2 separate regions of the Homo sapiens genome follow, and region 2 is linked to region 1. Evidence: read pairs that join two places in POLR2A ChIA-PET (ENCODE). Cell type or tissue: HepG2. All regions are shown on one strand. Each heading gives the region's core, and the rest is flanking DNA. Links, peaks and the distances in the headings are about the cores only.

The links. ChIA-PET counts read pairs that join two places held together with the same protein. Peaks named below come from ENCODE experiments on the same cell type or tissue, not always from the same donor. Only the 100,000 strongest peaks of a DNase experiment are listed, where the experiment ranks them.
Region 2: POLR2A ChIA-PET joins it to region 1 with 5 read pairs; 1 of 35 experiments calls an interaction of 5 or more read pairs at or near these places.

The regions. Positions count from the first base shown.
Region 1 is chr13:94,117,600-94,122,992 of GRCh38, forward strand. The region is part of intron 4 of GPC6 (glypican 6); the gene reads left to right. Among named protein-coding and RNA genes, the nearest start is that of GPC6-AS1, 68 kb to the right of the region's middle. In HepG2, for the core only: a CTCF peak has its summit at 2,039 (motif pointing left); a DNase peak (open chromatin) is centred at 2,132; H3K4me3 peaks cover 342 bases.
Region 2 is chr13:93,961,097-93,966,489 of GRCh38, forward strand. All of the region lies in intron 3 of GPC6 (glypican 6), which reads left to right. Among named protein-coding and RNA genes, the nearest start is that of GPC6-AS2, 110 kb to the left of the region's middle. In HepG2, for the core only: no CTCF peak of the experiment used is centred there; a DNase peak (open chromatin) is centred at 2,625.

The DNA.
Region 1 (5,393 bases), core at 96-5,095:
AGAACATATTTACCAAACACTTGCTCTATGCCAGGTTCAGTGTTAGGACCTGCAGACAAGAAGAGAACAAAGTAAGTGGTAGAGAAAGGAAAGAACACTTAAACTTCAGCAGGCACCATGGACCAACGGTCAATTCTCAGTTCTGCCTATAGGATGCCCCATTTTAGGCCAGCTTCCCATTTATTGCAATTACTCATTGGGGCAAATGAATAACACAAATACATCTGGTTTTTCATAGGTGAAGATGATTTCTGAATATAGATTTGGAGGTTATTGGCATATGAGTAGGAGCATGCTTGGAAAATTATTTTCCTGAGGACATGTAATTTGGAAACATTGAAAACTTTTTGAAATGAAGGTTGTAATGTTTGAGATATGTTTCTGCTTTAACATATCCAAAATGATTTCTAAAGTCCATGTAAAAGGAAGATTTTAATGTAAAATTGCCTATTATTAGATTATTAAAATTATTGAATATGGAAGAAATATGAAGAAGAATGGTGACTGATGTGGTTTGTCTGTGTCCCCACCCAAATCTCATCTTGAATTGTAGTTCTCATAATCCCCAAGTGTCATAGGAGGGACCCAGTGGGAGATAATGGAATCATAGGGGCAGTTTCCACATGCTGCTGTTCTCGTGATAGTGAGTGAGTTCTCACAAGATCTGATGATTTTATAAAGGGCTTTTCCCCCTTTGCTTGGCAGTTCTCTCTCCTGCTGCCATATGAAAATGGATATGTTTGCTTCCCCTTCTGCCATTATTTTAAGTTTCCTGAGGTCTCCCCAGCCGTACAGAACTATGAATCAATTAAACCTCATTCCTTTATAAATTACCCAGTCTCGGGAAGTTCTTTATAGCAGCATGAGAATGGACTAATACAGAGACGATCAGGAGAGTCTTAGATATTGACAGATCTTCACTTTTGCCAATCCCAAATCATTTCATGTGAACATATGGCGTTTCTCCTTCTCTTTTTCTATTTGCCCTGCATTATTCTTTTCTTGTTTCTCATGTCTTGTGTCCCTGTTCAGGAAAACTCATACTTTCTCTTTTAGTCAAGGTTTCTATTGCTTTTTGAAGTTTATTCTCCCTTCTTTAGCTATAGCCACCTTTCTTGAACTAGTTTAAGTTCCTGCCTTGATTTCCTTCAGTGATGAGAAAATTTCCTGTCTCTAAGGGAGTTCAACAGAGTCAGGCTCCCATATGTTGTTCTAGCAGAAAGAGAAACCTACTATATGCCAAAGAAACACTTCCTGTGCTTTACTTCTGCTTCAGAGAGTGTCTCTGGGCATAAGCAGGCTCCTCGACTAAACCTCCAGTAAGAAGTGTCCATCAGCATCACAGCCATAACTCAAATCTAGATATTCAAATTCCTGGCCTGTATATACATTATGTATGTGTGTGTGTGTGTGTGTGTGTGTGTGTACACTTGCATATATGTATGTGTATATATATATACATTTAAAATTACAATATATGTGTGTGCATATATGTATAAAATCAGAATTCTTGTTAATATCCTCATATATTCACTCATTTATTCAATAATATTACTGAGCACCTACTATATGCAAGCCACTATTCCAGGTCGTTGGTATCTAATGCACAAAACAAAGCCTGAGCTGTGTTGGAGCTTACATTCTGGAGAAAAAAAAGGGACAACAATGAAGTAAAAAGTAAAAGATGCAGTATGTCAGTTGGTGATAAGTGCTCTGAAGAAAAATAAAGCAGAGAAGGGAGCCTAGGAGAGCCAAAGGAGGGGTAGGGGATGTTTGCTCCTTTAAATGGCGTGGTCAGGGAAAGCTTCACTGACAAGGTGACCTTTGAGCAGACAACTGAAGGCGGTGAAGGAGCAATAGGGCAGGGGTTGTGGGGGAATAGCATTACAGGCAGGAGAAACAGCAGGTGCAAAGCCTGGAGACAGGACTGTATTTGGCTTTGTCCAGACCCAGGTAAGAATCGTTTCTCCAAATTACACAACTTGGCTGAGGGCAGTGGGCAGGAGAAGCACCATACACAGAAAACACTGTGACCAGTGCCCCCTGGAGTTGTGCAATGAGTCTGCCCTTGCAAGGACACCAGTGTGGCTTGAGTAGAGGGAAGCGAGCCAGATCTCAGAGTGCCTTGTAGACCTGTGTAAGGACTTTGTTTTACTCAGCAGTATGCTAGTAAATGTTTAACAATCAGCTCTTGGGGGAATGAAGGGGAAGAGATTTGACTTTGATTTGTAGCATTTGTCAATTGCTATAGTGGAAACAGTCACACCAGGGCTGAGACTAAGCAGGACGTTGCTGAATGTGGAGCTGGGAAGGGAAGTGCAGCGGTACCAACGCTCATATAGTATTTCTTACATATAGATAAAATAGATGTAAATAGCTGCAAGAGCATAGATGATATAGTAAAGCGTAATAGGAAGGGATGAGTTTTGAGAATGAGTTACCTATGTTTTAAATATAATGTATATAATTATATGTTTATGTAATTTAATTTTTAAGAATGGCTGCGTTTCTCAAGCTTGCAAAATTTGTCAGCTCTCTTGAGCTGGTATGAGCTGGCTTCAGCACACCACTGGATTTCCTCGGAGTGAGGGCTCATAAGCAGTAGACATACACCACCAGACTGTAGAAGGATCGCAGTGCTGTTCTGAAAACAGGTGATAGGTGGTCAAAGGCAGGAGCAGGGAGACCAGTGAGGAGGTTTTCCAAAACCTTTAGGATTCAGCAGAAAACATTTGGACAAACCCTGCACCTGCCCATGGTTTCCCTCCCAAGTAGCTTAAGAGCATGAGAGTATGATCCTGGCCTTAGTCACTTACCTTAATTCCTCTATTCTTAAAGGCCAGGTTTCTTCCGGTTAATGTTTCTGAAATCAGGATTAAGTTGGGATGCATCTAGAAACTGATCATGTACACTTAATACATATGGTTTCTTTTTTTTTTTTCCCCTGAAAAGCTGGTATGAAATCAATGTGGGTTTAGCAACTGATAGCATTTTACAACTGAGAAAACATTCTGTTTTGCTTTGTGAACCACAGAATTGATCGTAGTATTGTTTGTGCCCCCACAATTGAATACAACTGATAAAGGCTTTGGAATATAAATATAGACTTTATAAATAAAGCCTGAGGAAATTGAGAGTGTTTTAGTAGGAAAGACAAACACTAAGATGTGGGGAAAGGTGTAGGAGGAATCAATGAATCAGGTGTTCAGGAGAGCCAGTGAGTTCTTCTCTGATTAAATAAGATAGACAGCCATCTAGGGATGTGATTTAAGGAGTGCTACCTCCCTTTCCCAACAGCCGGCAAAGACAGATTATATTCCCACTAGTTCAGTTCTCTGGGCTTCAAGCATTGTCTCTGGGTGATCTCTGTTAAAATGTCTGAGAGTGACCCAGGAGGCAAGGCACATTCACAGAGGGACCATTAAAAAGATTAATGGGAGGGAAACACCCAAAGGAAATGAGGCTAGAAAATGTTAATGGAGAATCAACGCTGGGTACAGATCTAGTGCAGAGTCTTTCAGAGCCTAGTCATGACTAAACCTCTTTCAACAGGTCCCTTTGACTTCAGCAAGCTTACACCACCATGTGCTGTTGGGGTACCATACCTCTGCCACACCACTTTCTTCCATTGTAATGACTGCTTATCTTCATTCTTGTGTTCCCAGAGTGGGCCCTGTAGAAGCACAGGAATAAAGACGGTTGGCATTAGTTTTACACAAAACCCACAGATTAATTCTACCTTTATTGTTTTCTCTCTAGCCAAGGATAATTACTTTTGTATATTATCCTATCGCACTTTGCAGTTTTTATAATGTCACATCCAAATCTCAGTTTATTAAATAACTCGAAACACAAAAGTCATTCAATAAAAATGTTTTTCAAGCAGTAATTATCCCTTAGGAAGAAAAGTTTCATTTCTATAACTGGTAAAAATAATTTAACGTGAATATAATGGACATTGGATGATTATCATCTTTGAAATTAGGATACACGGCAATACTTAACGATATATTATCTGTTAAGCGTTATCAATTTAGATGAGGGCTGGAAGCCAACATGATTGTGAACCCAAATAAAACATAGACACAGAGATATTTGTAACTATCCAGTTATTAGGTTAGTCATCCAGCTGATTTTTTTAAAGATTATCATCAGTACTTCCTCTTAATCTTAAAATAGAGCTGTACATTGCACCTCTCCAGGGTCTGTGGATTTCTATTGAATCAGCATTGTTCATGTTCAAGATTCTTCACACTCAGTAATACAGGAGTCCTTGGGCTACTGTGCTCCTCCTACCCAACCACTCATTCCATGCTTCAGCACAACTGTTCTGATATGAGTCATATCTTTATCTACTAGGATTCAGCATAAGATTTCATTTGGAAAAAAGAGTCTTGGTGCTACCGTTAAACAATTTTAAAACTACTGGTCTAGTTTATGGGGCACCCTAAAAGATAGACTATGTCTGAATGGAATAGTGCTTGGAGGGGTAAGAAATAATGTGAAAGGTCCTTCTTGCAGGATTATTATATATAAATAAAAAAAAGTTTTCTATTTGTAAGAGGTATAAAAATGAAAGCCACAATTTTTTTTAAAATATAGAGAATACACCTGATTTTTTGGAAACTACTGTGTGCCATGTTTTGTGTTGGGCACTTTGCAGGCTTTTCTCATTTAATCCTCTATGAAGTCTCATTTGACTTCATTTTATGGAGCAGGAAAATTAGATACTCAGATTGTTCTGCCTGCATCTAAAGTCAGGTCCAGTCTGACTGCGTTTCAAACTCTTGGAACCTCTGACATTTACTCAATATTTTAAAGTGTGTATTATAAATAACTGTCTCCCTGAGGTGTGTTAGGTTTGGCTTTGCCCAAAGTTAGTAATTAGGTTGGATGACCAGTCCTGCAACTCCAGCCTGTTGGCCAACTTTCCTATTTGATCTGAGACTCGTTACAGGGCAGTTTTGGCATGGGTAAGAAAGGAGATGAGAAATAGATGAAACCACACTGCAGGATTAAACCTGAAATGTTATTTGGTGGAAAAAGTATTCCCAGGCTAAACTCTAGTTCTTTCATTCACTACTCTGCACACGTCATAAATCAGCCAGAAGAGAGCTATTTCCATATTTTAAATTGCTGCAAAAATCTCTCCAACTTCCTCATTTTGCAGATAAAGCTTCAACATTATATGAAGCAGTGTATGTTGAATTTTAATGCTTACTTCAGAAATCATACTTACTCACTTTGTGTGTTTTTGACGCTCTTCTTACATGCAACCATGACCTAATTTGTTTGCAGAACATGTTTACTTCTGTAGTGGTTTATTATTAAAATGTTTCTAAGCTTCTGTCTTAGCTATTTAGAAAGCTAAAGAAAGAATCCCTGTTGCCTTT
Region 2 (5,393 bases), core at 225-5,224, 160 kb before region 1:
AGCCACCGCACTTGGCCTATTGCTGGAATTTTTAATCTTCCCAACTGGTTGGTTGTTTTGGCATCCTGTTGGGTGTCACTAGATGCCATTTAAAACAGATTACTTAAATCTAAATTTTAAGAGGAAATTTAGAATCTGAAATGAGAACCTATAAATAATCTCTTGAGTCTTAACTGGCTGGCCAAACAATAAAATAAACCTATAATAAAATTCTGCACATGAGGCAACTAATCTCTAAATTTAAATAACAGTTGCATTTACCTCCAGCCAGGTGTTTGGAAAGTAAATAATGCGAAGCAGTGATTGAGATAAAATATGGCTTTACATGAAAAATCAGTATTTCCACCTTCCTCTTTTTATATTCAAGTTAAAAGTAGCCCATTGAACTTTTAAAAGTTGAAATATATTTCCAAAAGAAAAAAGATTCATTATTTATTGTTATATTGTTGACATACCAGAGTAACACAGAATAGCTTTTGAAATGCATAGACCATCACAATTCCTTTTAGTGATGAAGGGAAACATTAGCATGCTTTGATTTGGCCATGATGTCCCAGACATTGTTTGTCATTAGCTTAGTAAATGGTTTAAAGATAGAGGAAATGATGAACTTCTACTAAAATTTCAGAGGAGACTTGAAAGTTTAGTTTGATTGCAGTGCAGCCAACTTCATATGTTTTAGTGCTATTTTAAGTTGAAATTTCTCCCCTCCTTTTTTTTTAACAATAAATGTAAATAGCAGAGATTTTAGGCAATTGCCAAGGTGTTTATTTGTTCAGTTAGCCATTTCTACTAAAATCTTTGAGCCGTCCTAGCCTCACCTAGCTTGAAGCTAATATTAACAGCATCTGTAGTTCGTTGCTGTTCAAGACTCAACTATTCCTGAGGCTGTTCACCAAACATGTTACATAAATCATTCCTAGTCCTCACAACAGCCCATTCAGGTCGATATTATCATCTCCATTTAACAATTAAAGAAACAAGTTCAGGAAAGTTAAGATCACACGGCTGGTGAGTATTTGAACCATATTGCTTACCTGATAAAATGTAGTCCATTACTATAAGTCCCCCACAACATGGTTGTAAATTCCATTTCACCTAAAATAGTAGCAGGGCTGACAGTCCAACTTCAGCAAAGTTCCTGCATAACATATTTCATCTTGAATAAGTAATGGCATCTTTTTAACCCTTAAGCATTTGATAAGGTTCTTTTGTTGAAATTAATTATTGATAAGAATGGTCGCATGAAAGGATACAGAAAGAGAGATGTTGTGAAAGTTACCCCAGATCATTTAATTTAGTAACAGTAGTTAGCAAAAAATATATATATATTTTTTTTCTTTCTCTAACCTGGATTCTCTCTTGTTCATACTACTCCCAGTTCCTAACCCAGTGCCCCACATTCTAAGCAGCCTTGAAATATCTGCCGAAAGACTGAATACAGAAACGAATAAGTGCATGAAGGAATAAACACATAAATAAACAACAATACTTATATAGGTGTTAGTTATTCTTAAAGTTCTATTATTTGGTGACATGGATTAACATGTCCTTTGAAATTTGAATCCAGGTGGTAAAACCTAGAATAACAAGCTAGTCTATTATACAGATGCTGTTTCTGTCACCCCAAGAAATACTATAAAGTGGCTTCAATGTATTATTATAAATTAAATATGATCGCTTTTTTGCTCTTTGGACAGAAAATGACTAAAAGATGAAAGTGTGTAAGCACACACAGTGGTGTCTGATAAACCTTTGTTGGATTGAGTGGAATATTTCACAGCAATGGCAATAGGTACTTGTAACCAAACTCTCAAATATTGTGTGACAGTTGTTCTGATTAGCTCTATCTCACCATTAATATTTATTGAAGCAAAATCCATCATGGAGAATTCATAATACCTTTTGCATCTGAAATTTAATGGCATATTTTTATGTGAAGCATACCAGTCTCCTAAGCTGTGTAGCATTTTTTTATATTCTTTACTTTCTGCTTAGGTATTACTTTTATAATTGAATAATTGGCTATTTTTTCTTGTAGATTTGTTCCCAATCCTCTAGATTTTCCAAGATCACTATGAGTATTATTAAGTAAACAAAATCATGAACCATGGAGAAAAGTGCTTTTAGAAAAGGGTTTTCATGGTCTTGATGAGCTTTATTTTTTTTTTCTGCAATGGCCACACATATTTTAGCTACTGAACAAAATCTGCAAATAAACTCTTTTACTCATTTGTGATTACTGAATAAAATAGAAGTGTACAATGATATAGGCTCTGATGGGAAAATTTTGTAAACACCAGGTGGAGAGGACACAGAGGTGATGCAAACATCTTCCACATTTTCAAATGTCAGCTGTTCTCAAGAGAGGAAGCTTAAATAAACATCATTTATAGTCTTAGCAGATGTTATCGATACGTAACACTTTAATTGTAGTTTTCCAATATCAGTGCTGTTAATAACAGTTCAGAAAAGATCTGAAGTGCTTTGATTTTAATCAGTGGTCATTTAAAAAATAGCTGTGCTAAATGGCGTATGTTTGTCTTTAAATCATCTCCGTTAGACAGATGGTATCTTTGGAATTGTTGTGACATTTCATTGTTGCTGGTGACTGATGACTCATTGTAGGAAAATCCTTGTGTACACAATACGTGAAAATAAGATTGTTTGGTGTTCTTTCCTACAGCTAATTTTCAAACAGAATTTCAACAGATGTGACAATTTTACCAAGATGTTGTCAAAATAAGAGCAACCCACTGACAAATGAAATCTGGCTCATGTTCAGCCCTTTGGTACCATTCTGGTTTGTTCCAAGTATCAGGAGACTTTGTATCAATGTCAGCCCTGATAACTTGATCATTTCAGATGGCACACTGTCAATTTTTTCATCCTTTCTAATGACTCACTTTGCAATCGAGATGCAACACTTCCTGGTTTTTCTTTTCCTCCACCTCCCCCCACTCATGTATTACCAAAGAAACAATGCTTGTAACTGATCTTTAGTTGTTTGGAAATAAAATGAGATCATCTACTAGAAAGACTTTTAGAGGTCATGGAGAAAGATGATCCATGATGAAGGAACTCACAGGGTCCTAAGGAATTTCAGGTTTAGCTGTGAATGTTAGATTGATAACCTTGCATAGTGAAAAAGGTAACTCCTATGACAATTCAGTCATTGCTTCCTTGACTAACGTGGTGGTACTAACCCTGGGAAAATGAGGTCCACACATAATGATATCATGCATTAGTTTAAGTGTAAAAAAAGGCCGTAAAAGGAGCCCATTATTATCAATGGCAACTGGATGAGCAATACTGTTAAAATACTGGGTTTTATTACAGTGAGCTGACACAACAGAATATTCAGAATCACTTAAAGTAGCCCAGCACAAAACCCTTTAATGATGTATCATCCCCTAGGAGGGCTAATCAAAAACAGATAAAAGAGGGGAGACAATAATATTTGTGCACAGTAAATCCTATTTTAAAAGAATAATGGGATCAAGGTGTAACTTTGTTTTTAAGAAGTGGGTAGTGCGTATAGTAAAATGTAACTGTGTTTTCTCTGAATAGCGTATTTTATTCCTGACCAGTCTTCCAGAAGTATCCAGAGGGCAAAAGTGTGACTGAAAGCAATACAGTGAAAATTCTGTTGTTTCTCCTATTTCTGAAGTGACTGGCGTTGTTATCATACTGCATTATTCACCTACTAGAAAGAGAAAATAGCCCAAAGTTTTCCATTTCCATTATGGCTCCAGTAATTCTCATTCTGTTCCGCTGACTTCTACATGGGAATAAAAAATGTTGTAGCATTCTACACATTGCAGAAAATAGCTTACACTCAAAGCCCTTATCAAGAGAAGAAAGTTTTAATACTATTGCTACCATATAAAAAGAGACAGCAGTCATTTAAAAAGATAGTTTTCATTTCATGTTTAATAATTATCTCCTTAATTATTATGTTTTTGTAAATATATAAAGTTAGTAAGTATTTGGGAAACACTATGAGTTTGTTTTTTTTTTTTTTTTTTTTTTTTTTAGCAAGGGAAGTTTGGTAGTTAAAAATAACCACGATTGGGAGGCTGATGCGGGCAGATCACACGGTCAGGAGATTGAGACCATCCTGGCTAACACGGTGAAACCCCCTCTCTACTAAAAATACAAAAAATTAGCCGGGCATGGTGGCAGACGCCTGTAGTCCCAGCTACTCGGGAGGCTGAGGCAGGAGAATGGCATGAACCCGGGAGGTGGAGCTTTCAGTGAGCCGAGATTGCGCCACTGCATTCCAGCCTGGGTGACAGAGCAAGACTCCATCTCAAATAAATAAATAAATAAATAACCACGAATACTTTGCAATTCATTCGGTCAAGAGGAGGAGACTGTTTCTCCCTCTTTTATTTGGGTTGACCTTGTACCTTGCTTTGACCAGCAGGATATGGTAGATGTGATGCCATGGGACTTCTGAGCTGAGGACTTGAGAGAGCTTGTAGCTTCTTTCTGTCTCACCCTCTTAAAACTTGGTCACCAAGAGGTAAACTGAACTAGCCTGCTGGAGAGGCCAGTGGAGAAGAACTGAGGTGTCCTCACTGCCAGTCCGTTATCTGCCAGATATGTGTAGACAGCCTATTTAGAACATTGAGCCCTTGTCAAGCCACCAGATGACAGCAGCCTCTTAGGTCACCTCAGAGGAGACCAGCAGAAAAACTGACCAGCTGAGCCCAGCCAAAATCACCAACTCCTGGAATTATGAATGAATAAGGGATGACTGTTTGCAGCCACTACGTTTTGTGACAATATTTTAGGCAGGAAAATATTCTGAAAAAGTAGAGTGAAAAATCAGATCCAGCCTGGCCAGCCCTCTTCCCGCAGCCCAGCACATCTATCAGCCCAATATCTCCTGCCATGACCACAGGCCAGTTATGAAAGGAAAGACCACCATGATCCTCTGACATAAACTCTGTGCTGTCACGTCTCCTGGGGAAAATTATTCCACTGAGGTCATAGACTGAGTTAAATTACAAGCTGAGGGATCTCCTCCTGGGGCACCTTTGCTTGTATGATCCACCTTAATGTCAAATGATTCTATCCTTTTTAGTGTCACTGGCTGCAGGCAGGCAAACCTGCTTACTCAAATCAACTTGACATAATAGGAATAAGAATGTAACCATTGTGCAGCAAGCCAGTGACAGAACAGATCCTCAAAGAATTGAGTGGGTCCTCATCTCCTGCACTTGCCTAAAACAATATAAAAGAGTGAGCCAAGGTATATGTGTGTGAATGTATATTTCCTTTACAGGGTAGACTTTTCTTTTGCTTCATATGGGCTACCAGACCTCTGCTTTTGAGCACACCTCTGTTGGGTAACTCACTTATGCTTTTGATCTTCTGTGTATACT